Linked DNA regions of Homo sapiens: all the other regions are linked to region 1. A link is a loop called in an ENCODE intact Hi-C map of the cell type or tissue named here. Cell type or tissue: Caco-2. All regions are shown on one strand. Links, peaks and the distances in the headings refer to the core of each region. The heading gives the core; the rest is flanking DNA.

Region 1 (6,138 bases), core at 351-5,350:
TTAGAGGGCATTAGAGAATCATCCGAAGAGGTTATGAAAACAGAGCTCACTGGACTCCACATCTAGAGTTTCAGATTTAGTAGGTCTGTGATGGGGCCTAACAAGTTCTCAAATGATGCCACTGCAGGTCCAGAGAGATGACACTTTGAGAAGCACAGTTATAGACCCAAACTGGCCCTTTCAACATAAAATCAATGATTTGCTACAAACAGCCACCACAATTGTTTCTTTTCAGCTAAGTAAGAACTTTAAGAAAGAAAACTTTGGGGAAGAGTAAAAGCACTGGGCTTGGAGTCAGAAGTCCTAGGTTCTCTCATTTACCAAATGCTAATATTTATATTCGAATAAATCCATCTACTTTTTGAGAGTAACTTTCCTCACCTATATTTTGGTGATAGTACCTTCAGTTCTCATACTAAATTAATAATAAAAGTTAACTTGGGGGTTCTAACTAGCTTAATGTTTTACTTAGTAATAACATTTTAGAATGAAATTTCATGTCCATGTGGTGCACAATTGTAAGTTTTTTGATAACAAGTATGTTCCCAGAAGGCCTCTTATCTAAAGAGTTCAGAAAAACTAAAGTAGATAGTTGCTTTATGTAGAAAACGATATGTCTGAGAATATTTGCCATGAAATCATCTAGAGGCATACCAAGAATACTCTAAAGTATATCCTTCATAAAAGTTACTTCAAATTAGTAAATTCCTATTAAGGAATTTGTCTTTCAGTAGCTTCCGTAAAAACTCAAGACTTACCCATTTCATAATTGGAGCCCAGAAGAAAACTGTTCTGGGACCTGAAAAAAAAAAGAAAAGAAAAATTCAGGAATAAACCAAATATATTATACACGTCTTTTAACAGCTGTCACCAAATTTTAAAAACCAAAGGATTTATCAACCTATTTTTAACCACTTTTACTATGCTTTTTGCATACTTTGTATTTCAGTTAACATTTAGAGAGGCACCACAGTATCACAGTACAGTTGACCCTTGAATAACACAGGTTTGAACTGATAGGTTCAACTGTATGCAAATTTTTTTCAGTAAATATACTGCCATATAAAAATATTTTAGGGAACCTTGATTCTAATGTACTTTCATACTAGTTTTACACTCAAGTAACACTCTCATCCCAAATGAAAATGAACCCAGTGATAACACCCCATTTTTGTGCATTTTGGCTGAATTACTATAACAAATAGTTGGGTAATCTTAACATTAAGCAGCAAAATTTGAAAAATGTAAAAATGGCAGTTGCTTCCCTCCAATTTTTGCTTAGTATGCAGGTTTTGAAAAGTATCACCAGATAGTGCAAACTACTTGCCTTTAGCCTTAAGTGATGGTAATGCTACACATTCTGTCTTCCACAATTTAACATAGTCCTTGATATTTTTGTCCCTCTCGAATTCACAGTATTCTTACAGCAAAATTCATTAATTCAATGTCATTTTAAAATCTACCACAGTACATTTTACATATTTTACTCCAGTTATTTGTAAATCTATGTACCTATCAAGATTATGACTTTCTCGAAGCTAGTGGCTCAATACTATTCATACTTGTACCCCTATTACCTAATAGAATGTAGAATAATAAATAAAAAGGAAAGTTAGCCAGTAGAGTTGGAAGCAGTTTATACTAACATTTATTACCCTAATATATATGTATGTGTATATATAATATACAGATATACATATACACATATATATATATATATATATATATATATATATACATATACATATACACACACATATATATATACACATACAAACAACGTTTTTTTTTTTTGGTTTTTTTTTTGGTTTTTTTTGTTTTTTTTTGAGACAGAGTCTCACTCTGTTGCCCAGGCTGGAGTGCAATGGCACAATCTCGGCTCACTGCAACCTCCACCTCCCGGGTTCAAGTGATTCTCTTGCCTTAGCCTCCCAAGTAGCTGGGATTACAGGCGCCTGCCACCACACCCGGCTAATTTTTTTGTATCTTTAATAGAGACAGGGTTTCACCATGTTGGCCAGGCTGGTCTCAAACTCCTGACCTTGTGATCTGCCCGCCTCAGCCTCCCAAAATGCTGGGATTACAGGCGTGAGCCACCGTGCCCGGCCACAAATAACTTTTAAAGTACTTTAAAATCATAAGTTGTTTTTATCAGCCTGATACTTAAATATTGATAAGTCTGTCTTATGCTTTTAATAGTTTTAAAATATGTTTGCTGATTTTCTAATTTAATCCTAAAGTCCTACAGCAATCTAAGTTTCATTTTCTCATTCTTCAGAGAAGCTGGGTATCATTAGAATAATTCTTCAAACACTAGAAAGAAGATCACGGCACAAACCCTGTGGTTCCTTGTGGGACTACTCAGCCCATTATAATGTTAAACTTTATTTTCTCACATACATCTGGTATCTAACCATTTTTACATTTTCTTGTGTACGTTCGAATTTTCCGTATTTTAAGTTGTAGAATAAATCTAAAAACAGTGCTGAAACAGCTGGTGAGAGAATTTAAACTATCAAGGAGTTCTAAATTTTGATGTTCTTACAACTGAGTGAAAAACCTATCTATATTCAGTTTCTGTTATCCAGTTCTCTAAGCAGTATTGTTCTGGGCACAGCCACCACACACATAGAACTCTAGCCACATCTTTTTCTCTCTACAAGATAGAAAATAATTTAGTTTCTTCTTTGGTTAAGGTTGGAATTGAAGACATTTTTACGAAGGGAAAAAGGGGAATATAAAAGAAAACATGAAGCCACTGAGTTTCAGAATATATAATCCTAATTTAACTAAATATTAGCCAAGTCAGCGGTTCTCAACCAGGAGTGTCCCCCCAGGGGCATTTTTAGTTGCCCCAACTGTGGTGCCCCAACTGCTGCAGATGCTGCTGCTGCTGCCGCTGCTGCTGCCGTCTAGTGGGTAGAGGCCTGGGATGCTGTTAAACATCCTCCAATGCGCAGGACAGCCGCTCCCAGAAAGTAGAGGGTTAAGAAATCCTGGCCTAGGGCGACTGATAAGCTAGGCAAACATTCAACTAGTTTCATGCTATTTTATGGCTCTTCAGTTCATGCTGTCCCTTCTCAATATCCTGCTTAGTCTTTACCTAACTCCTATCCATCAGAAACTCATCTCAGGTTGCATCTCCTCAAGGAAGCCTTAAAAAACAAACAAAAAAACTCCAGGTTAGGCTAAATTGCTCCTTCTCTTAACTACCAAAGCAGCCTGTATATTCTTCTATCATTTTCTGTTAAAATGATTATTTATGCATCTGTCACATTAACCCGAAGACAAGGTCCTTTTCTTAATCTTCCTTGACAAATAATAGGTATGTGCCAACAGAACTGAATTGGATCCACCATGTTCAGGATAGATGCTAATCAAAGATATTCAAACTTTCTGTCTGACCCAGATTTGCCTCGACACTGCTTCATCCTCAAGGCTGGAATTTGCTGTTTTCTCATCTCTAGGGACATCAGGTTCCCTTTATGCCAAGGATATATTAGATTTCACTCATTAGTTACTCTACTCTTAGACCACAGCTCTCTTCCCCTGAGTCTGATGCCATAATGCATTAATCCTATAAGTCAGTCTTCTCAAACTCTCTGGAAATTTAGGGTGAGATTCTGGGATTCCTATCATTACACCTGGTTCATTTTTCTTTGTCATACACAGTGTCTCTGGCTCATACACAGTATCAATTACTAAGTTTAGTTTTTATCCTCGCATGGAGTTTCGCTTCATCAATCAAGAGTCAGTCCATGTATTGTTTTAGTCTCTGGCTGAATGGGTGTTCATTTTTACTCTGAACTCTTCAGCAGACTTCTCTTGTTCTATTTGAAAGCTGAAGTTTCTGTCACCCCAAAATTGTTTTCTGAGTAAAGCCTCTAGATTCTGGTTTCAAGCTTAAATGGCTGACAGGCTTAAATGGTTGATCCTTTGGGGTTAATAGTCGATCTTTTCAGTAGGTTTGCCTGGTAACTAATTTACTAAACTGCCTAGAGCTAGGTAATAGTTTTACAATATTAACAACAGCCCTTCCCCACCAAACCAAACAACTGAAAAAACTTCAAACATCAAATTATGGTTGCTAGAACCTGGACCAAGAGAGGTATTTTAGTGAGTGAATAATTTTAAACTATGAAAACAAGCTCTAATTTTAGTTTAACAACTGCTATGTACTAAACAGAAAAATAGCAGTAGCCAATACATAAGGCCTTCTAAATTGCTAATTTTTCTGAGATACTAAAAGATGTGGACAAGTGACAAAAAAATCAGTTTAATATCTATAACTGCAAACAGTGTTTTCTTAACTGTTAAAAAAAAAGGTCGGCCGGGCGCGGTGGCTCATGCCTGTAATCCCAGCACTTTGTGAGGCCGAGATGGGCGGATCACGAGGTCAGAAGATCGAGACCATCCTGGCTAACACGGTGAAACCCTGTCTCTACTAAAAATACAAAAAATTAGCTGCGCGTGGTGGCAGGCGGCTGTAGTCCCAGCTACTCGGGAGGCTGAGGCAGGAGAATGGCGTGAAGCCGGGAGGTGGAGCTTGCAGTGAGCCGAGATCGCACCACTGCACTCCAGAAAAAAAAAAAAAAAAGTCACACAATGGGTTAACAAAATTTTAAAGAAAACTTAACCCTTTCATTGTAGCTAATTAACATTCAATTAACATTTCTTAGCTTTTTTTTCCTGTAAGAGTAAATAATATGTCAAATAAAGCTAGACAGGTAAATTTAGACATATATAAAACAGATACAGAGGCTGTCTTCCAGAAAACAGCAATTGATCAACAGTGGATATGGTAGCGAAAAAACATTCCAACTTACTTCAACATTTCTAAACATAAAGTTTTGACAAAACAAAGCATTTAGAAATAGGTATCACTCAAATAGTGACAATACAATGTCACATGTGTCATTCTAGACCTGGAAAACACAGGCTTATGTTCTGTACAATGACACAGCTATTCTCATAGGAGAGCATAAAAATAGATAATTATGACACGTGAAGTGATTATAATACCTTAATATTAGAATAAGCAGAAGTATAAACTAACAGATACCTGGCTAACATCCATTATGATAAATGAAATAACTTGATTAGGTGGAAAATTTGAACTGCTGAAAATATACTGAAGAAAAATCTCCTCATAAGACATTAATTTATAGCCCAAGATGAAAGAAATTGTCCACATCAAACATACTATATATTCTTTTAGAAAAAGAATTAATACATTTTCATCTTGTTTCTTTGAACAGTACTACTGGATGTTGAAGAAGGCCTCCAATGCTGACAATTTAGAAACATTAAACAAGTATTTAAAATGTCTATACATTTAGGCCGGGCGTGGTGGCTCATGCCTGTAATCCCAGCCGTTTGGGAGGCGGAGGTGGGCGGATCACCAGAGGTGGGGAGTTTGAGACTAGCCTGACCAACATGGAGAAACCCCATCTCTACTAAAAATACAAAATTAGCCGGGCGTGGTGGTGCATGCCTGTAATCCCAGCTACTTGGGAAGGTTGAGGCAGGGGAATCGCTAGAACCCAGGAGGCAGAGGTTGCAGTGAGCCGAGATTGCACCATTGCACTCCAGCCTGGGCAATAAGAGCGAAACTCCGTCTCGAAAAAAGAAAAAAAAAAGTCTACACATTTTAAACTATGAACTATGTTCAAGAATGAAAAATACTGACTATAAGTTATTTTGTGTTTTATTGCCTTATTTTTAAAGTGAAACTCATGTTTTTAAATTCTAACTTTTCATAGAATTTGAGAAATTCTACAAGTGAATATCATAAGCAAATAATAACAGACATAAATTTTCAAATAAACAAATTTAGTTGCCTTGAACTTCAATGAACCTATTAATAAACTGACATAAACTTACTTCCTAATTTCCTTATTTGAGAGAAATTACTGTTAATAAAATATTATATGAATCCTACCCAGAAAGTAGGCCACCTATCGTATATATGATTCCCTCCCTAAGTAAAGACTAACTTTTTGGAACAGAATAGGTAATTTTTACTCTCAAGCACATATACACACTTACAAATACTGGATTGAGGTATTCACTATATCCCTCTGTGAAAAATAAAGTTTCTTACTGAATGCTAAGAGGTCATAAAATCACTACATTTCC
Region 2 (6,138 bases), core at 593-5,592, 120 kb before region 1:
AACGTCATGAGCGGACAACCGGGGAAAGGTTGGGGTTCGGAGTGCAGCAGGAGGGACAAACATAACAGTCCATTTAGCAAGTAACGAGAACCATGCAAATGCTTGAAATTGTTCAGTCCTTAGTTTACTTAGCCTCTCTGAATGTGTTTGTTAATTTTGAGCATCCTCCTTAAAAAGTCCACCTCTGATTTCAATATGTTCTTCCTCCATTATCTGTCAAATCAACGCCTTCATCTCTGTCTCCACTGATACTTCTTTCTTGCAGGCCACCCTAATTCCAAGCTTGCAACAGCAACTATCTCCCAGTCTTCATCTTGACTCAGCTGTCTTCTAACCCATTCTGGATAAAGAATGGTGGTCCTTCTACTTTTCTTTTTTTTTTTTTTTTTGACAAAGTCTCGCTCCGTCGCCCAGGCAGGAGGGCAGTGGCACAATCTCAGCTCACTGCAACCTCGGCCTCCCGGGTTCAAGTAATTCTGGCTCCCAAGTAGCTGGGATAACAGGTGTGTGTCACCACAGCCGGCTAATTTTTTTTTTTTGTATTTTTAGTAGAGACGGTTTCACAATGTAGGCCAGGCTGGTCTTGAACTCCTGACCTCAAGTGATCCACCTGCCTCGGCTCCCAAAGTACTGGGATTACAGGCGTAAGCCACCACACCCGACCCTACTTTTTTTTTTTAATGAAAGAGATGGGGCCTCACTATGTTGTCCACACTGGTCACTAACTCCTGGACTCAAGCAATCCTTCTGCCTCAGCCTCCCAAATGCTGGGGTTATACATGTGAGTCACCATGCCTGGCCAAGAGTGATGGTCTTTCTAAAACGGAAATATGGTCCATGCACTTCCTTGGGAAAGTCATTCAGTGCCTCCTACTGCTGGCAGGATAAGGTCTCAAACTCTACCACCTGCCCCATAAGGCCTGAGGGCATGCAGCTCCTGCCCGCCCTCTAGTCATCACACACATGTCACCCTGCTGAGGAGAACTCCAGCCAGACCAAGTGGGAGGACCCAGGCTCCAAAACTCCTCCAGCACCAAACGCTGTGTCCCAAATCTGTAAAGCTCTTCACCTGGCTGAGTCCTGTTTCCTCTCTCAGGAAGCTTTCTCCAGCCTTCTAAAGCCAGGATAGGGTGCATGCCGGGCCCCTTCATAGCTATGCGTTTTAATGATCTGTTCCCCCAGCGGAATTCTGAGTGCTTTACCTGTTGTATTAATCCATTCTCACACTGCTATTAAAAACTACCTGAGACGAGGTAATTTCAGAACAAAAGAGGTTTAATTGACTCACAATTCCACAGGGTTAATAGGAAGCGTGACTGGGAGGCCTCAGGAAACTTACAATGGTCGAAGGAGAAGCAAGTACCTTCTTACCATGGAAGACCAGGAGAGAGAGAGTGAGGGTGGAAGTGCCAAACATTTTTAAACCATCAGATCTCGTGAGAACTCACTACCATGAGAACAGCATGGGGGAAACCTGCCCCCATGATCCAATCACCTCTCACCGGCCTCTTCTCCAACACTGAGGATCACAACTCGAGATGAGAGTTGGGTGGGGACACAGAGCCAAACCTTATCACCCTTAACCCACAACAACCTTATGAGGTGGATACTGTTATTATCCCCATTTTACAAACAAGGGAAAGAAAGCACAAACAGGTTAAATAACTTACCCAAGGACACAAAGAAGTAGCAACTGGATCCAGTCCAGTGTGGTCCCAGGCCCACATCGGTAACCACCATGCAGAGTGTTTCTTACTTCTCATTGTAACCCTAGTGCAGAGCCTGATTAGTATAGTTGATGTTAAGTAATTTTTGTTTACCTCCATATTGTTTACTCATTCAATAAATATTAGGTTTCTACTTCTAAGGTAGTCTGTAAGAATTAGCTTGAAATGATCAAATGAAAATATTATTGGCCAGGTGCAGTGGCTTATGCCTGTAATCCTAACACTTTGGGAGGCCAAGGCGGGCGGATTACCTGCGGTCAGGAGTTGGAGACCAGCCTGGCCAACACGGTGAAACACTGTCTCTACTAAAAATACAAAAATTAACTGGGCGTGGTGGCACACGCCTGTAATCCCAGCTACTCAGGAGGCTAAGGCAGGAGAATCATTTGAACCTGGGATGCAGAGGTTGTGGTGAGCCGAGATCACACCATTGCACTCCAGCCTGGGCAAAAAGAGCGAAACTCCATCTCAAAAAGAAAAGAAAATATTATTTAATGAACTTATTAATTTACACTTTCTGAAGACTTACTGTTTGTGCAGGCACACTGGTCTTAGTGCGAGAAATAGAGAATGAGAACAATACCTTTACCCTTGAGTTGACAGGCATGGGGGTTGTGACAGAAATAAATATTTTAAAAAGATCATCACTTTTTCATTCCTGTTCCTGAAGCCTTCGTGGATTATTTATGTCTGCCTTCTCCTAAAAATAATTCTATCCAGGATGCCCCGAGGATGTCATGCTGGAAGCTTCCTGTAGGTAACGAGGGGCGCCGCAGTGGTGCTAAGTGCTGAGGCTGCAGGTCTGAAGACAAAAGCCTCCAGAGCGTGACCAGGAATGGTTCGTTTGGCTGCAGCCACAGTAAGGAGCCAGTGCTGCCACCTGCTGGCCAAGAGCAGGTTCGCCCACACCCATTCTGTTGTTAGGAGGCTGAATCACAGCCAGATGGAGGAGGGAAGGGATTTTATCACAACTCGCTTAGTTTAGAGATGAGGAAACTGATGAAAAAGGGACTTGCCCAAGGTCACGTAACTGGTTTGTGGCATAGTCAGAACCGGAACCAAGTACAGGGTTCCTGCAAAACCTGATGCACGCTCCTCTGGATTCAGGCACATGGAACTTAACCTTCAAATTGCAGTATGGTCTTTTCTCGCTTTTTCCTTTCTCTCTTCCCTCCCCCCTTTCCCTCCCCTCCTCTCCTTTCTCCTCCCCCTCCCTCCTCTCTCCTTCCTTCCCCCTCCCCCCATCCCTCCCCTCTCCTCCCCTTCCCATCTCTCCTCCCCTCTCCTCTTTTTTTTTTTTTTTGAAACCAGTTCTCATCACTGCACTTCCAGGACAGGGGAAGCACTGGGGAATGAGGCATCCTAGCTCTGTGGAGGGAAAGGGAGCTGGTCAACATATGCTTTAGGTATTTGTGGGTTTGTTTTTAATTAATAAACTTTATTTATAGAGCAGTTTTAGACTCATAGCAAAATTGAATGAAAGGTAGAGAATTCCCATATAGCCCCTGATCCTACATACTCACAACCTCACCTGCTAACAGCATTCCCCACTACAGCAGTTCATGTGATACAATTGATGAACCCACACTGACACGGCATTTTGACCCAAAGTCCATAGTTTACATTAAGAGTCACTCTGCTGTTACACATTCTATGGGTTTGAACAGATGTATAATGATGTGAATCCTCCTTCAGAGTAATGTACAGAATAGTTTCATTGCCCTAAAACTCCCCTAGGTTCCTCCTGTTCATCTCTCCTCCTCCCACCCCACTGGCAACCACTGTCTCCATAGTTTTGCCTTTTCCAGAAGGTCACATAGTTGGAACCATAGAGCATGTGGCCTTTTCAGACTGGCTTTCACTCAGTAATGTGCATTTAAGGTTCTTCTCTGTTTTTTTCATGGCTTGATAGCTAATTTCTTTTTAGTGCTGAATAACATTCCATTGTCTAGATTTACCACAGTTTATCCATTCACTTACTGAGGGACATCTTGGTGGCTTCCACGTTTGGGTAATTATACAGTTGCTATAAATGTCCATGTGCAGGGTTTTGTATGGATATGAGTTTTCAGTTCATTTGGGTACATGCCAAAAAGCACAATTGCTGAATTGTATGGTAAGAATATGTCTGGTTTTGTAAGAAACTATAAACTGTCTTCCAAAATGGCTGTACAACTTCACATTCCCTCCAGCAACGAGTGAGAGTTCCCGTCACTCCACGCCCTTGCCAGCATTTGGTGTCTTAGATTTTGGCCATTCTCGTAGGTGTGTGGTATGCTTTAGTTTTTTAGTAATTTGGGAGATGAACTATTAGTTTCAGAAATCCTCACACTCATTAGCACTATCTACCCATAGAATCAAAATCACAGGGAAGCCTGGTGGTGTTGACTTACAGAAAACATGAATACTTGCCTGCAGTTCACAAAGGGCACAGGGGTGAGACTCATGCTTTTGGCAGCTGTTGGGCAGCTGAGTATAAACCAGACTAAGGTGGTTGGGGCAGAACCCCAGAGTACTGTCCCCTGAGCCTATGTTCAAGCAATGCAGAGTGGCAACCAGAGGATGCTAAACTCGAAGGAGATGACTTGACTTTATCATGATCACTGCCTGCAGTTACCACCAGGAAGGCCTAACACAGGGTGCAGGATATTTAAAGAGAAGGAACGAGTATAACCCAATAAGGAAGGCATAGGCTAGAGATAAAGGCCACCATCCAGAGAGAGTGCCCAAAGGCCTACCTTCCTTTGCCCATCAGCATTTAGACATATGTTTTAGTTTACTTCTCTCTCACTGGCTAAAAGCAGACCACAGTCGGTTTCTTTGTTTCCTGTCTGTACCGTCTGTTCTCTTTAAAGTAAAAAAAAACAAACTGTCTAAATACAGGATGGGGAGAACTTGTTAGAATACATGTGACAGTATTAAAGGCTAATGCTTATGGATCTCCTTCTGTATACTAGGCAGCAGGTTTTTTTAAGTTAAAAAAATTGTTTTTTTGGTTTTTGTTTTTGTTTTTTTTTTAGTATTTATTGATCGTTCTTGGGTGTTTCTTGGAGAGGGGGATGTGGCAGGGTCATAGGATAATAGTGGAGAGAAGGTCAGCAGATAAACACGTGAACAAAGGTCTCTGGTTTTCCTAGGCAGAGGTCCCTGCGGCCTTCCACAGTGTTTGTGTCCCTGGGTACTTGAGATTAGGGAGTGGTGATGACTCTTAAGGAGCATGCTGCCTTCAAGCATCTGTTTAACAAAGCACATCTTGCACCGCCCTTAATCCATTTAACCCTGAGTTGACACAGCACATGTTTCAGAGAGCACGGGGTTGGGGGTAAGGTTATAGATTAACAGCATCCCAAGGCAGAAGAATTTTTCTTAGTACAGAACAAAATGGAGTCTCCTATGTCTACTTCTTTCTACACAGACACAATAACAATCTGATCTCTCTTTCTTTTCCCCACATTTCCCCCTTTTCTATTCGACAAAACCACCATCGTCATCATGGCCCGTTCTCGATGGTCGTTGTCTCTTCGGAGCTGTTGGGTACACGTGCAGAAAGGCTGTCACTTCACACTTGGAAGATTGCACAGCGGCCAGGCAGAGGCGCTCCTCACTTCCCAGACGAGGCGGCTGGGCAGAGGTGCTCCTCACTTCCCAGACAGGGTGGTGGCCGGGCAGAGGCGCTCCCCACTTCCCAGACGGGGCAGCCGGGCAGAGGCGCTCCTCACTTCCCAGACAGGGTGGCGGCCGGGCAGAGGCGCTCCCCACTTCCCAGACGGGGCAGCCGGGCAGAAGCGCTCCTCACTTCCCAGACAGGGTGGCGGCCGGGCAGAGGCGCTCCTCACCTCCCAGACGGGGCTGCTGGGCAGAGGCGCTCCTCACTTCCCAGATGGGATGGCCAGGCAGTGGGGCTCCTCACATCCCAGACGATGGGCGGCCATGCAGAGATGCTCCTCACTTCCTAGACGGGGTGGCGGCCAGGCAGAGGCTATAATCTTAGCACTTTGGGAGGCCAAGGCAGGCGGCTGGGAGGTGGAGGTTGTAGTGAGCCGAGATCATGCCACTGCACTCCAGCCTGGGCAACATTGAGCATTGAGTGAGCGAGACTCTGTCTGCAATCCCAGCACCTCAGGAGGCCAAGGCAGGCAGATCACTCCAGGTCAGGAGCTGGAGACCAGCCCGGTCAACATGGCAAAACCCCATCTCCACCAAAAATACAAAAACCAGTCAGGCATGGCAGCGCGTGCCTGCAACCCCAGGCACTCAGCAGGCCTAGGCAGAAGAATCACGGGAGCCCGAGGCGGGGAGGTTGCAGCGAGCTGAGATCACGGCAGTACAGTCCAGCCTTGGCAACAGAGGGAGACCGAAGAAAGAAGGGAGAGGGAGAGGGGGAGAGGGGGAGAGGGGGAGGGAGAAGGAG
Region 3 (6,138 bases), core at 741-5,740, 110 kb before region 1:
TGTAAATACATCTCCTAAGCAGAGATCCCAGACCAGACCACCCAGGCTTTGGACCCGCCAAACTGTGAGTTAAGAAGTGGTGTTGTTTTGGCCTTGGCATGGTGGCTTACACCTGTAATCCCAGCACTTTGGAAGGCTGAGGTGGGTGGATCACTTGAGGTCAAGAGTTCAAGACCAGCCTGGCTAATGTGGTGAAATCCCCATCTCTACTAAAAATACAAAAATTAGCCAGGCATGGTGGCACGTGCCTGTAATCCCAGCTACTTGGGAGGCTGAGGTACGAGAATTGTTTGAACCCGGGAGGCGGAGGTTGCAGTGAGTCGAGATTGCGCCACTGCACTCCAGCCTGGGTGACAAAGGGAGGCTCTGTTAAGAAGTGGGTGTTGTTTTAAGCTGTTTACTTTGTGGTAATGAGTGACAGAGCAATAGAAAACTAGTACACCTGTGCTCAGTGTTTACAAGAACAAGGCAAACGTGTCAACCCAACACCAGAGATTTAGCCCTTTATTCTCTTGGGGGCTTGCCCATGCCAGGTTGTAAACTCTTGGAGGTGTTTAATTTGCTCACTCTTGCGCCCCAGCACTCTTGTATTAATATGCTTAATACATATTTGAATTTTTTAAATTGTCGTGTGGAATGATTTGTCTACCAGGATGCTTTATCACAGCAATAGCAATAAAATCATACAGAAAAGTTCTATCCAATAATAATTAGGCCATACAATCATATATCTGTAAGATAAAGTACCATGCTTCCTTTTAAATCGTGATGTGAAAAACAATTTAATGACAGGAAATTATTCATAATATATTTAATAGCAAATTACAAAATAGAGAAATGTGCATGCACACACACAGAAAAATACTTGAAAAGTGGGATCTCAATATACAAAAAGTACTTATCTCTGAGTAGTAAGGTTATGGGCAATTTATATTTTCTTTCTTACTTTGGGGAAGTGCCTTCAAAAACTTCTATTATAAAAATATATGAATTCTATAATGAGAAAATAATTAGCACAGGAAGTAGACAGAGATCCATTTAAGGCATATTTTATACTGGAAACTGGAGAATAGGCCTCACCTTGAGTAGCTCCTCCCCACTGGCTTGGGCATTCTCTGACTGTTCTTTGATTTGTTTTTGAAGGTGAAGAACTTGCCCCTCCATGTACCTAGATATTCCGTCATAGTAAGTAAGTGTCATGGTTCTTCTTGGCAAAAGATTTTTAGCTCTATTGGAAAATTTGTAAAAGTTGTCCCATTCCTGAAGTCTGGCATACCTGCATTACCACAAGAGAATAAGAAAAATCAGTATCACCCATTAGGAATAGGCTGGCTTTCTGAAATGTCTCTCTGGATGTGCAGCTTCCTTTACCTGGGTCTCTGGAAGTGTGTAGTCTCCTGCCTACCCCTGCTTCACACTCCCTAAAAAAGCAGGAAATTATGTGATACAGAGCAAGGAAATAATAAATTTTTTTGATGACTTGAGATGAATAGAATCCTTGGAAACACTCAGGTAATATTAGCCACCATTGAACTCTTTGGCTTTGGCTTTTTTTCTTTTTTTGAGACGAAGTCTTGCTCTTGTCCCCCAGTCTGGAGTGCAATGGCACAATCTTGGCTTACTGCAACCTCTGCCTCCTGGGTTCAAGTGATTCTCCTGCCTCAGCCTCCCGAGTAGCTGGGACTACAGGTGTGTACCACCACGCCCAGCTAATTTTTTGTATTTTAAGTAGATACGGGGTTTCACCATGTTGGCTAGGCTGGTCTCGAACTCCTGACCTCAGGTGATCCACCCGCCTTGGCCTCCCAAAGTGCTGGGATTACAGGCTGTGCCACCATGCCCGGCCACTTTGGCTTTTTAAATTAAAAAGTGAGGGAGATCAGACACTTGGAGCTGTGGATTCTGGGGCTTGAAGAAATTGTTCCAATACCAAAGAGAGATGATTTAGGCCAGTACTGCTCAAAATGTAGTCCACAGACTGGCATCATCAGTATCACCTGGATTCTCATTAATGCAGGTTCTCTGGTTCAGTCCAGGTCTACTGAATCAGACAGGCTCTGGGGGTGTGGCATCTCTGAGTTAACAAGCTCTCCAGGTGATTTTTTTTTTAACCCTTCAAAGTAATTAAAAATAAGACATTTATTCCAACAATTCTTACATTGCATGAAATACCTCTTTAATATTCTACCTGCATTTGGAACTACCTTCAGAGTATATGGTACAATCCTTTGAATATTTTCTGTGTAGAAAATCCGATTTTTTTTTTTTTTTTTTTTTAGATGGAGTTTCACCCTTGTTGACCAGGCTGGAGTACAATGGCACGATCTCAGCCCACTGCAACCTCTGCTTCCCTGGTTGAAGCAATTCTCCTGCCTCGCTGGGATTACAGGCGCCTGCCATCACGCCTGCCTAATTTTTTATATTTTTAGTAGAGACACGGTTTCACCATATTGGCCAGGCTGGTCTCGAACTCCTGACCTCAGGTGATCCACCCACCTCAGCCTCCCAAAGTGCTGCGATTACAGGCGTGAGCCACTGCTCCTGGCCTGCTTATGATTTTTTTATTTTTTATTTTTTTTTATTTTTTGAGACCCAAGTTTTGCTCTTGTTGCCCAGGCTGGAGTGCAATGGCGCGATCTTGGCTCACCGCAACCTTCGCCTCCTGGGTTCAAACAATTCTCCTGCCTCAGCCTCCCAGGTAGCTGGGTTTACAGGCATGCGCCACCATGCCTGGCTAATTTTTTTGTATTTTTAGTAGAGATGGGGTTTCTCCATGTTGGTCAGGCTGGTCTTGAACTCCCGACCTCAGGTGATCTGCCGGCCTCGGCCTCCCAAAGTGCTGGGATTACAGGTGTCAGCCACCGCGCCCGGCATGATTTTCTAATAGCCAAATATTTAAAGCCAAATCGGATCAACAGTAGGCAAAACATCTTCTCCAGGCCATCAACTTCATCTTCATCTGTGCTGTATTCTTCCATTGTTTTGCCACTAACAAAGTGGATGACTCTCCTTGGGACTTTCTTCTTTTTTCCTATGACTCCCAGTTCTACGTTTCAAAGCCTCTTTCGTTACTCATCCTTGAGATAAAATTTGGCTATGGTTGTCCTGACATCAACGTTTCCTTTTGGACCATGACTCAGCTTTTTGGATCCCTTAATTTCCTGCCCCGCAGATTCCCCGAATGCCGCGGCGGCCGCAGCTCCCGAGGCTGCGACGGCTTCTCCTCGTTCCACAGGGCCCACTGGGTCCTGGTCCATCGTCGTCGCCACCACAGGGCTGCTGGCGCCGCAGCGCCGGCCGCCTAGCCAAGTCTCTGGGAAGGGGACTAGCCGGCCTTGAGGGGCGGGGCCGGCCAGAGGGGCGGGGCCAGCCCGCGCCTCGCCTAGCCCGCCTGGCTCAGCACCCCGAGAGCTGGCCGACTGCCCTCCAGGTGATTTTTATGCCCACTAAAGTCTGAGCAGCATTGGCCTAGGACACAGCTGTTTAAAAAATTCTCCTGCTGAGATAGACAAGAAAAATAAATTTGGATGATTTCTGGACTTTAGATTCCTTAACCTTTAACTCACATTGGTAAGTTATTTGATTTTGAACTTTAATTGGCAAGAGTAATCAATTTTTGGATTTTAATTTCTCCTCATTAATTTTAATAATAAGAGGGGATTTCTTGCCAGGTGCAGTGGCTCATGCCTGTAATCCCAGCATTTGGGAAGGCTGAGGTAGACGGGACCTGAGCCCAGGAGTTGGAGACCAGCCTGGGCAACATCACGACATCCCATCTCTACAAAAGATTAAAATTAGCCAGGCGTGGTGGTATGTGCCTGCAACTCCAGCTACTCAGGAAGCTGAGGTGTTTGGGAGGATCACTTGAGCCTGGGAAGGCGAGGCTGCAGTGATCCGCGATCGCACCACGGGACTCCAACCTGGGTGACACAGCAAGACTGTCTCAGAAAGAAGGAAGGGGTGGATTTCTATTCCAATTTGGAGCTGTTCTAACTTGTAGCATTTTATATAGGAATGTCTTCATATTGTCATTTAGTCTCATCACAAACCTCTGATAGACCATACGGTTGCATATAATTAAGATAGGAAATAAAATAATAGGGGGCGATTTTCAGTCTTGGGGATAGTCATGGAAATAATTTAATGAATGTTCTGTTCTGACCCATTTTAGAACCTTAGCATTCATCTCCTTCCTTAAGGGTATGACCATAATAGCTACATGCTTAACTGAGTTAAAAACGTAGTAGGTTAAAGGAATTGAGCCTTAGGCTTAATGAGTTAATGGGGTGCGGGGAGAATGCTGCTTCCTCACTCCTGAAATTTCCTTCCATGTAAGGGGCCTCTATTTGGTGCAAAGCACCAGAACTCTTTCCCCGCTTTACTTGCCCTTTCAATGATAAGGAGAGATCTTGCTGGTGATTTGGGAGATGAATTGGGCAAGTATAACTCAGTCCGTGTCTCTCTCTATCTTGAGAGCCAGTGAAGCCAACAGGGAGTGTGATACTGATCTCTCTGCTACAAGAGGCCTGCCTCCATGTGAGTAGACCTACAGTTTTCCAGAACTGCCTGCTGCTGAATGGGTTAAGTCTAATTCCAGTGCTCAATATTACGAAGCCCGCTTTCGTGAAGATATAAGCCATGTCTTCCAACATTGGCTTTGTCAATCCATGTGATTAGATATGGGCAGGTGCCGGGTGGGCAAGTGGTGCTATTCATTAGTCTTCCTCAAACCCCAGCACCCCTCTGAAGAAAGCAATCTTTTCTTATTTATCCCTGTATCACCACAACATGATATGTTTGCGATAAATGTTTATTGCATGGATGTAATTGAGATAAATTTACTTTTCTGTCCTTGGCCAAGGGGGATGAACTAGTTGATCCCTAACATGTCTCTCTGTGTAAATATCCTCTGACACCCTTAAGCTGTCTCAGGTATAAATTATGAATACTTTCTAAAAGATTTTTCAAGAACTCTTCCTTGGGATTCAACATTTTCACTTTGGGAATTTAGTGATATGCCACACATTGTTACCAGATAGCTACAGAGGAATAAAGTCCCAGGAGGAGTCCACTGTGGAACTTGAGGATTCTGTTGTTTTCGTATTGGTGTATGAATTCCAAACATTCTTCAAATGTTCTATAAACAAAACCTAAGAGAGAGAGGAATGGGTGAGAGTTATTAGTAGGTGTGGGTGATCATCTTTCTAGCCTAGTCACTCTCAGTTGAATTTCCCACTGCAGGGAGAGTTGCCTCTGATTATTGTATGAATCCAGAGGGTCCCGTGGATTGCAACAACCTCATGACTGGATTGCCCTGTGTTTGCTGAGTCCTACCTATTGGGGAGTGTTATGGATATATACTACAGTTCCACAGTACCGACCAGGCAGGTGTGGGGTTTAAACTAATCCTTCCTGGCCTTAGTGCAGCCTAGGACTTCTCTGTCTCTCCACACATGCTTCCTTTGTTGATGGCAATGTCTGCATCCCCTTTCAAGATCACATGTGGGGAAAACAATTCAGGTTGGTTCCTGTGGTTTAGTGTGTACACTTCAAGTGACCTACTTGGTGTCACTTGAAGGTTATCAGGAAGTAACTTATTTTCCAAATCACCAATAGCTACCAGCCTGGAACTCTCACCTCAAGCAATCTAGTCCTTCATTCTAAAGCGTGAAGTCTCTAAGTACATCCTGCTAAAAGTTAAAAACCCCTGGTAAAAGGCACATAGTAAGACAGTCAGCCACTATCACTTAGGTGCAAATTGATCTGACAGTTTAACTGGCAGCTCATATCCATCAGGTTCCTTCAGACTTAATTCTCCTTCTTGCCGTGCCTTTACAATCTCGGCACCTGCTAGACAGTGCTTCAGCTCACACAACCAGCCTCTCTCCATCCCTGCCCTGTAAGTCCACCAGCCAGAAACCTAGTGGTCCCAAAGCCCCAACCTGAGAGCTGCCACACCACACCAGCACAGGTATCAACACCCCCAAGTTCTTTTACATCCCAAACCCACACTTACCAGAATAAAGCAGGATGTCCAAGCAGACAAAATAGAAAAATGCCTTGCTGAAGATGTGTTCCTGTGTTACAGAAAGCTCCCACAGCCGCCCCAGCACCTGGATCAATTGCGGGTATCTATGG
Region 4 (6,138 bases), core at 779-5,778, 57 kb before region 1:
GTGTAACATGTATTATAGTAACTTCTAATCTTGTGGCCTTAGACAGTCTAGTCCACAGATATAAAGAAAGTTCACTTAAAAAAAAAAAAAAAAGAATGGTTATCTTCAAAAAAAAAAAATGGCAGTTGGAGTTTTAACCCAGACTGTAGGGCTCTGGCCAAGGCCAGTGGCCTATCTCTCAAAACAACTAGATGGGGTTTCCAAAGGCTGGCCCCCATATCTAAGGGCCCTGGCAGCAACGGCCCTGTTAGCACAAGAAGCAGATAAGCTAACTCTTAGGCAAAACCTAAACATAAAGTCCCCCCCATGCTGTGGTGACTTTAATCAGTACCAAAGGACATCATTAGCTAATGAATGCTAGACTAACTAGATACCAAAGCTTGCTCTGTGAAAATCCCCACATAACCATTGAAGTTTGCAACACCCTAAACCCCGCCACCTTGCTCCTGGTATCAGAGAGCCCAGTTAAACATAACTGTGTAGAAGTGTTGGACTCAGTTTATTCTAGTGGGCCCAACCTCCAAAACCATCCTTAAACATCAGTAAACTGGGAGCTGTACGTGGATGGGAGCAGCTTCACCAACCTCTGCAAAGTGACTCAGAAAAAGCCCTGCTCCAGTCACACCCGGAAGCTGACTGGTCCACGCACGGCCGAAGCATGAGAAAACTCATCACGGGACTCATTTTCCTTAAAATTTGGACTTGTACAGTAAGGACTTCAACTGACCTTCCTCAGACTGAGAACTGTTCCCAGTATATACATCAAGTCACTGAGGTAGGACAAAAGATTGCTACAGTCCTATTATTTCATGGTTATTATAAGTGTACGAGGACTCTAAAAGAAACTTGTTTGTATAATGCTATTCTATCCAAGGTATGTAGCCTAGGAAATAACCAACCTGATGTGTGTTATGACCCATTTTAAGCCTCCAATGATCACAGTTTTTTAAAATAAATTAAGGACTGGTCCTTTTCTAGGTGACACAAGTAAAGTAATAGCTAAGACAGAAGAAAGAGGGATCCCCAAGCATGTAACACTAAAATTTAATGCTTGTGCCACTATCAATAGCAATCGGCATAGAATAAGATGCGGTTCTTTAAACTGAAAAAAAAAAAAGTTACACAGCAGGAAATAAGTATATCTGCCACGAATTAAGCTCATGTGCAAATGTGTGTAATTACTGGTCTTGTGTCATCTAGGCTACTTAGAAAAAGGATGAAAAAGACCCTGTTTAGCTCCAAAAAGGAGAAGGCAGCCCCTCCTGTACGAGTGGAAGCTGCAACCCCTTGAAATTAGTAATTACAAATCCCTTAAACCCAAGGTAGAAAAAAAGAAGTACACGTATCTCTGGGCGTCGATAAAAAAGGACTAGATCCTAGAGTAAATACCTTAGTAAAAGAGGAGGTTCGTAAACTCTCTCCGGAACCAGTATTTCAGACTTTCTATGATTAACTAAATGTGCCAGTACCAGAGACTCCAGGAAAAACCAGAAATTTGTTTTTGCAATTAGCCGAGCATGTAGCCCAGTCTCTAAATGTCACCTCATGTTACGTTTGTGGAGAAACTGTAATAAGAGATCAATGGCATAAGAAGCCCGAGAATTAGTGCCTACAGACCCAGTTCCTGATGAATTCCCGGCCCAAAAGAATCACCCTGATCATTTCTAGGTTCTAAAAGTCTCAATTATTAGACAATATTGCATAGCTGAAAAAAGGAAAGAATTCACTCATCCTGTAGGATGACTTAGTTGCCTAGGACAAAAACTGTATAATGGTACCACAAAAACAGTTACATGGTGGAGTTCAAACCACACAGATAAAAATCCATTCAGTAAATTTCCAAAGTTGCAGACCGTTTAAGCCCACCCAGAATTCCACCGGGACTAGACAGCCCCCCACTAGGCTATACTGGATACGTGGACATAGAACCTACGCTAAGCTGCCTGACCAGTGGACAGGTAGTTGTGTTATTGGCACTATTAAACCATCTTTCTTCCTACTGCCCATACAAATAGGCGAACTCCTGGGCTTCCCTGTCTATGCTTTCCGCGAAAAGCGAAACATAGCCATAGATAATTAAAAAGATGATGAATGACCACCTAAAAAATTATACAATACTATAGGCCTGCCACTTAGACACAAGATGGCTCATGGGTATACCAGACCCCCATTTACATGCTCAACTGAATCATACGGTTGCAAGCTGTTTTAGAAATCATCACTAATAAAACCAGTCAAGCCTTGACTATTCTGGCCCGGCAAGAAACTCAGATAAGAAATGCTATCTATCAAAATAGATTGGCTCTCGACTACTTCTAGCAGCTGAAAGAGAGGTCTATAAAAATTTAACCTTACTAATTACTGTCTACACATAGATAATCAAAGGCAAGTAGTTAAAGACGTAGTTAAAGACATAGTTAAAAACATGACAAAACTGGCACATATGCCCGTACGAGTGTAGCACGGATTCGACCCTGAAGCCATGTTTAGAAGGTGGTTCCCAGCACTAGGAGGATTTAAAACTCTTATATAGGAGTTATAATAGTAATAGAAACCTGCTTACTGCTCCCTTGCTTGCTGCCTGTACTTCTTCAAATGATAAAAAGCTTCATTGCTACCTTAGTTCACCAAAATGCCTCAACACAAGTGTACTATATGAATCACTATCAATCTATTGCACAAGAAGGCATAAGTGGCAAAAATAAGAGTGAGAACTCCCACTAATAAAAAGTGAGAGTCTCAAACGGGGGAAATGAGGGAAGAGAGAGACCCTCTCATATTGTTTTATATTGTTTTATACTCAGAAAAGGACAGAGAAGCGAAACTAAAGGCAGGTAGCCCGGCGCCTAAGAACCAGACCCGAAACCAGGCCTGGGCCTGCCTGACCTAAGCCTGGTAGTTAAAATTCGACCCCTGACCTAGCAACTGTTGTTATCTATAGATTCCACACATTGTATGGAAGGACATTGTGAAATCTCTCGTTCTGTTCTGTTTCACTGTGACCACCAGTGCTCACAGCCCCTGTCACGTACCCCCTGGCTTACTCAATCGATCACGACCCTCTCATGCAGACCCCCTTAGAGTTGTGAGCCCTTAAAAGGGCAGAAGTTGAGCACCTTGACGAGCTCGGATTTTGAGACGCTAGCCTGCCGATTCTCCCAGCTGATTAAAGCCACTCCCTTCACTATCTCGGTGTCTGAGGGGTTTTGTCTGCAGCTGGTCCTGCTACACTGTCAGCTAGCTGGATAAACTTAAGTGTTTGTTCTGCAGACCAAATCTAGCCTTGATCTCAACATCTATGCCAATTGTTCTCGATCTGTCTGAATATTGGGATTACTTAGGAAACTTTAAATAACCAAGCCCTTCCTGGCATTAAATCAGGATATCCATGGGTCAGCCCAGTTTCTCTTTTTCTTAGCTCTATGTGTTTATTGTTAGTTATCTATTTAGCACAAGGGTCATGGCATCCAATAATTGTAGGTTATAGATAATTTACATAAGGCAAGTTATAGGAAGGAGAGGAGCATCAAAATAAATCAGGATTCTATGGGTTCACACAGAACAATCATTCCAAGACACTCACCTGTGATTCTTACCTTGGGCCAGGTACTCAATTTTCATAAGTATCTGGCTTTTTCCATATCCTGGTAATCCCTCATACATTAAGACTTGGCTGCTGTTAGATATCAAAAATTTCTTCATAGTATACATGAAGTAGTTGATCTCTTTATTACGTCCTGTTATTTTTAGTTTTAAAAAAGAGCAAACTCAATCAACGTAAAATAGTCTAGAGATATAAAAAGTCACATAGAAACCCTCCTTCTAAAAATATCCTTGGGCCAGGCGCTGTGGCTCACTCCTGTAATCCCAGCACTTTGGGAGGCCGAGGTGGGCGGATCTGCTGAGGTCAGGAGTTCGTGACCAGCCTGGCCAACATGATGAAACCCTGCCTCTACTGAAAATACAAAAAAAAAAAAAAAAAAAAATTAGCCAGACTTGGTGGCGGGTGCCTGTAGTCCCAGCTACTCAGGAGGCTGAGGTAAGAGAATTGCTTGAACCCAGGAGGCGGAGGTTGCAGCGAGCCGGGATCCTGCCATTGCACTCCAGCCTGGGCGACAAGCAAAACTCCATCTAAAAAAAAAAAAAAAAACTTGGAATTTCCATGGCATTGTTCACAGACTTTCTTCAAGCCTTATGCACTTTCAAAATTGTTTAAATCTTCCTGGGAGCTTTTTAGCTAACCATGTGGTTTTGCAGTTTCATTTGATTAGAAGCTGTGAGAGAAAGTATTCTTATAATCCTCATTATAATGTTTAATTATAGTGTAGAAAACTGAGATTTGCTTAGATTACACAACCAGGAATTAAGCCAAGGCTATCTAACCCTAAAGCTTGTTTTTTTTTGTTTTTTGTTTTTTGTTTTTATTCAACACACTAGAAGTAATATGTAGACTATTACATTAGGAAATAAATTTATTAAAGTTAGTTTTCCTACATTAAACAATTATGGATAAAATATTTTTATTTCTGATTCTGTGATAAAGGAAATTTGCCCTCTGTAAATGAAGATTATACTTAATTCAGGGCTACAAAAAGCATTACCAGGGATAAAATTCAATTTGCCTTCAGAAATCATGTACAGATTATTTCTATCATAAGAGCAACTTAAATTCTTAGTGAAAATAGATTATAGGTTTTTTCTGATTATAAAACTAACATATGCTTGCTGTAGAAAATATGGAAAACTTGGAAAAGAAAAAAATAAAAATCACCTTGGGTTACAACCCTTATTTTTCTTGTGTGTTTTTAAATACTGTAACAGCCCTGGGTGAAATCTGAAACCCTGCTGTAAGGAGCTGTAAGAATTGTAATTTCTAAGCAGTGAGCAATTTCTGTCAAAAAAGTTGGAGACTCATTGAGAGCTAACTATTCCTTCTGTGCTGGGCAGATGAATGTGGAGGCCCATTTTGTTATTCACTGATAGAACAAATAAATATCCAGGTATTATCTAATGTCTTTGTTGAAGGACCATTAATTCAAGTGTAGACATTTAATAAAAAGAAGCTAAGTGCTTTGCTTGGTAATATACATTTCTGAGTATGGCTTAGTGAGAACTACTTAGCAGACTGTATTGCTTCTTTTGGGTGAAATATTCCCTTTCTGAAAATGCATTTGAACCTCAATTTCGTGAGATGTTTTGTGTTTTTCTTTGGCCTGAATGAAGCTCACATAGGAACTTAGAAGATGAGGCTTCAAAGGCTGCATAGCTGCACACCAACATGGCACATGTATACATATGTAACAAACCTGCACGTTGTGCATTGTGTACCCTAGAACTTAAAGTATAATAATAAAAAATAAATAAATAAAAAATAATAAAGTTTCCAGGCTGGGAGCGGTGGCTCACGCCTGTAATCCCAGCACTTTGGGAGGCCGAGGCGGGTGGATCCCCTGAGGTCAGGAGTTCGAGACCAGCCTCAACATGGAGAAACCCCGTCTCTATTAAAAATACAAAATTAGCCGGGCGTGGTGGTGCATGCCTGTAATCCCAGCTACTCAGGAGGCTGAGGCAGGAGAATTGCTTGAACCTGGGAGGCGGAGGTTACAGTAAGCCGAGATGGCGCCATTGCACTCCAGCCTGGGCAACAAGAGCAAAACTCCATCTCAAAAAAAATAAAGTTTCCTAAGGAAGCTTAAAAAAAAAAAAAGCCTGCATAGCTGACTCTTCCAGCTCCCTGTGTTCTATTCATACAGAACACCTACTGGTAGAACCTTATGGAGTATCTTTAGCTGGATTCTAAAATGAGATTGTCTCCTTAACTTGAAATGCATGCACCTTGTTTCTATCTAAGCAAAGCCTCAATATCGGGGACTGTTGTATGCAGTTTTTACCCTAAAAAGCCACTATTTATTTATTATAGTTTTGTTGTCAACCATGCTGTTGCAATTTCATTTATAGCAGCCCTTGTAAAAGAAGGGCATTTCCCATGCTGCTAGCCTCTGACAATCTGTGTTTGGTTATAGCTTGAAGGAAAGGTATGTGGACCTGATCTTTATGTCATACTGGTGGAATCAGTGCAAAAGGGCAACTAGATCAGACTGAGAAATATACACATAGGCTGCACGCAGTGGCTCACGT

The links. Hi-C counts contacts between places; a loop is a spot of excess contacts. Peaks named below come from ENCODE experiments on the same cell type or tissue, not always from the same donor. Only the 100,000 strongest peaks of a DNase experiment are listed, where the experiment ranks them.
Region 2: a loop joins it to region 1, with 6 times the contacts of the local background. A loop is called at or near these places in 23 of 110 quality-filtered maps.
Region 3: a loop joins it to region 1, with 2.1 times the contacts of the local background. A loop is called at or near these places in 20 of 110 quality-filtered maps.
Region 4: a loop joins it to region 1, with 2.9 times the contacts of the local background. A loop is called at or near these places in 2 of 110 quality-filtered maps.

The regions. Positions count from the first base shown.
Region 1 is chr1:167,923,739-167,929,876 of GRCh38, forward strand. It overlaps MPC2 (mitochondrial pyruvate carrier 2), which reads right to left. Exons shown (of 6, transcript NM_001143674.4): 3 at 759-799. It also overlaps a transcript of DCAF6 not described here. Among named protein-coding and RNA genes, the nearest start is that of DCAF6, 9.9 kb to the right of the region's middle. In Caco-2, for the core only: no CTCF peak of the experiment used is centred there; DNase peaks (open chromatin) are centred at 2,963 and 4,414; H3K4me3 peaks cover 1,980 bases.
Region 2 is chr1:167,800,914-167,807,051 of GRCh38, forward strand. No RefSeq gene overlaps it. Among named protein-coding and RNA genes, the nearest start is that of MPZL1, 82 kb to the left of the region's middle. In Caco-2, for the core only: a CTCF peak has its summit at 2,616 (motif pointing left); a DNase peak (open chromatin) is centred at 2,598.
Region 3 is chr1:167,816,992-167,823,129 of GRCh38, forward strand. ADCY10 (adenylate cyclase 10) reads right to left here. Exons shown (of 33, transcript NM_018417.6): 29 at 6,017-6,132; 30 at 5,033-5,150; 31 at 1,081-1,276. Among named protein-coding and RNA genes, the nearest start is that of ADCY10, 94 kb to the right of the region's middle. RefSeq lists a silencer at 3,293-3,442. In Caco-2, for the core only: no CTCF peak of the experiment used is centred there; a DNase peak (open chromatin) is centred at 3,271.
Region 4 is chr1:167,866,674-167,872,811 of GRCh38, forward strand. ADCY10 (adenylate cyclase 10) reads right to left here. Exons shown (of 33, transcript NM_018417.6): 14 at 3,584-3,737. It also overlaps a transcript of DCAF6 not described here. Among named protein-coding and RNA genes, the nearest start is that of ADCY10, 44 kb to the right of the region's middle. RefSeq lists a silencer at 3,058-3,352. In Caco-2, for the core only: no CTCF peak of the experiment used is centred there; DNase peaks (open chromatin) are centred at 2,908, 3,188 and 3,908; H3K4me3 peaks cover 328 bases.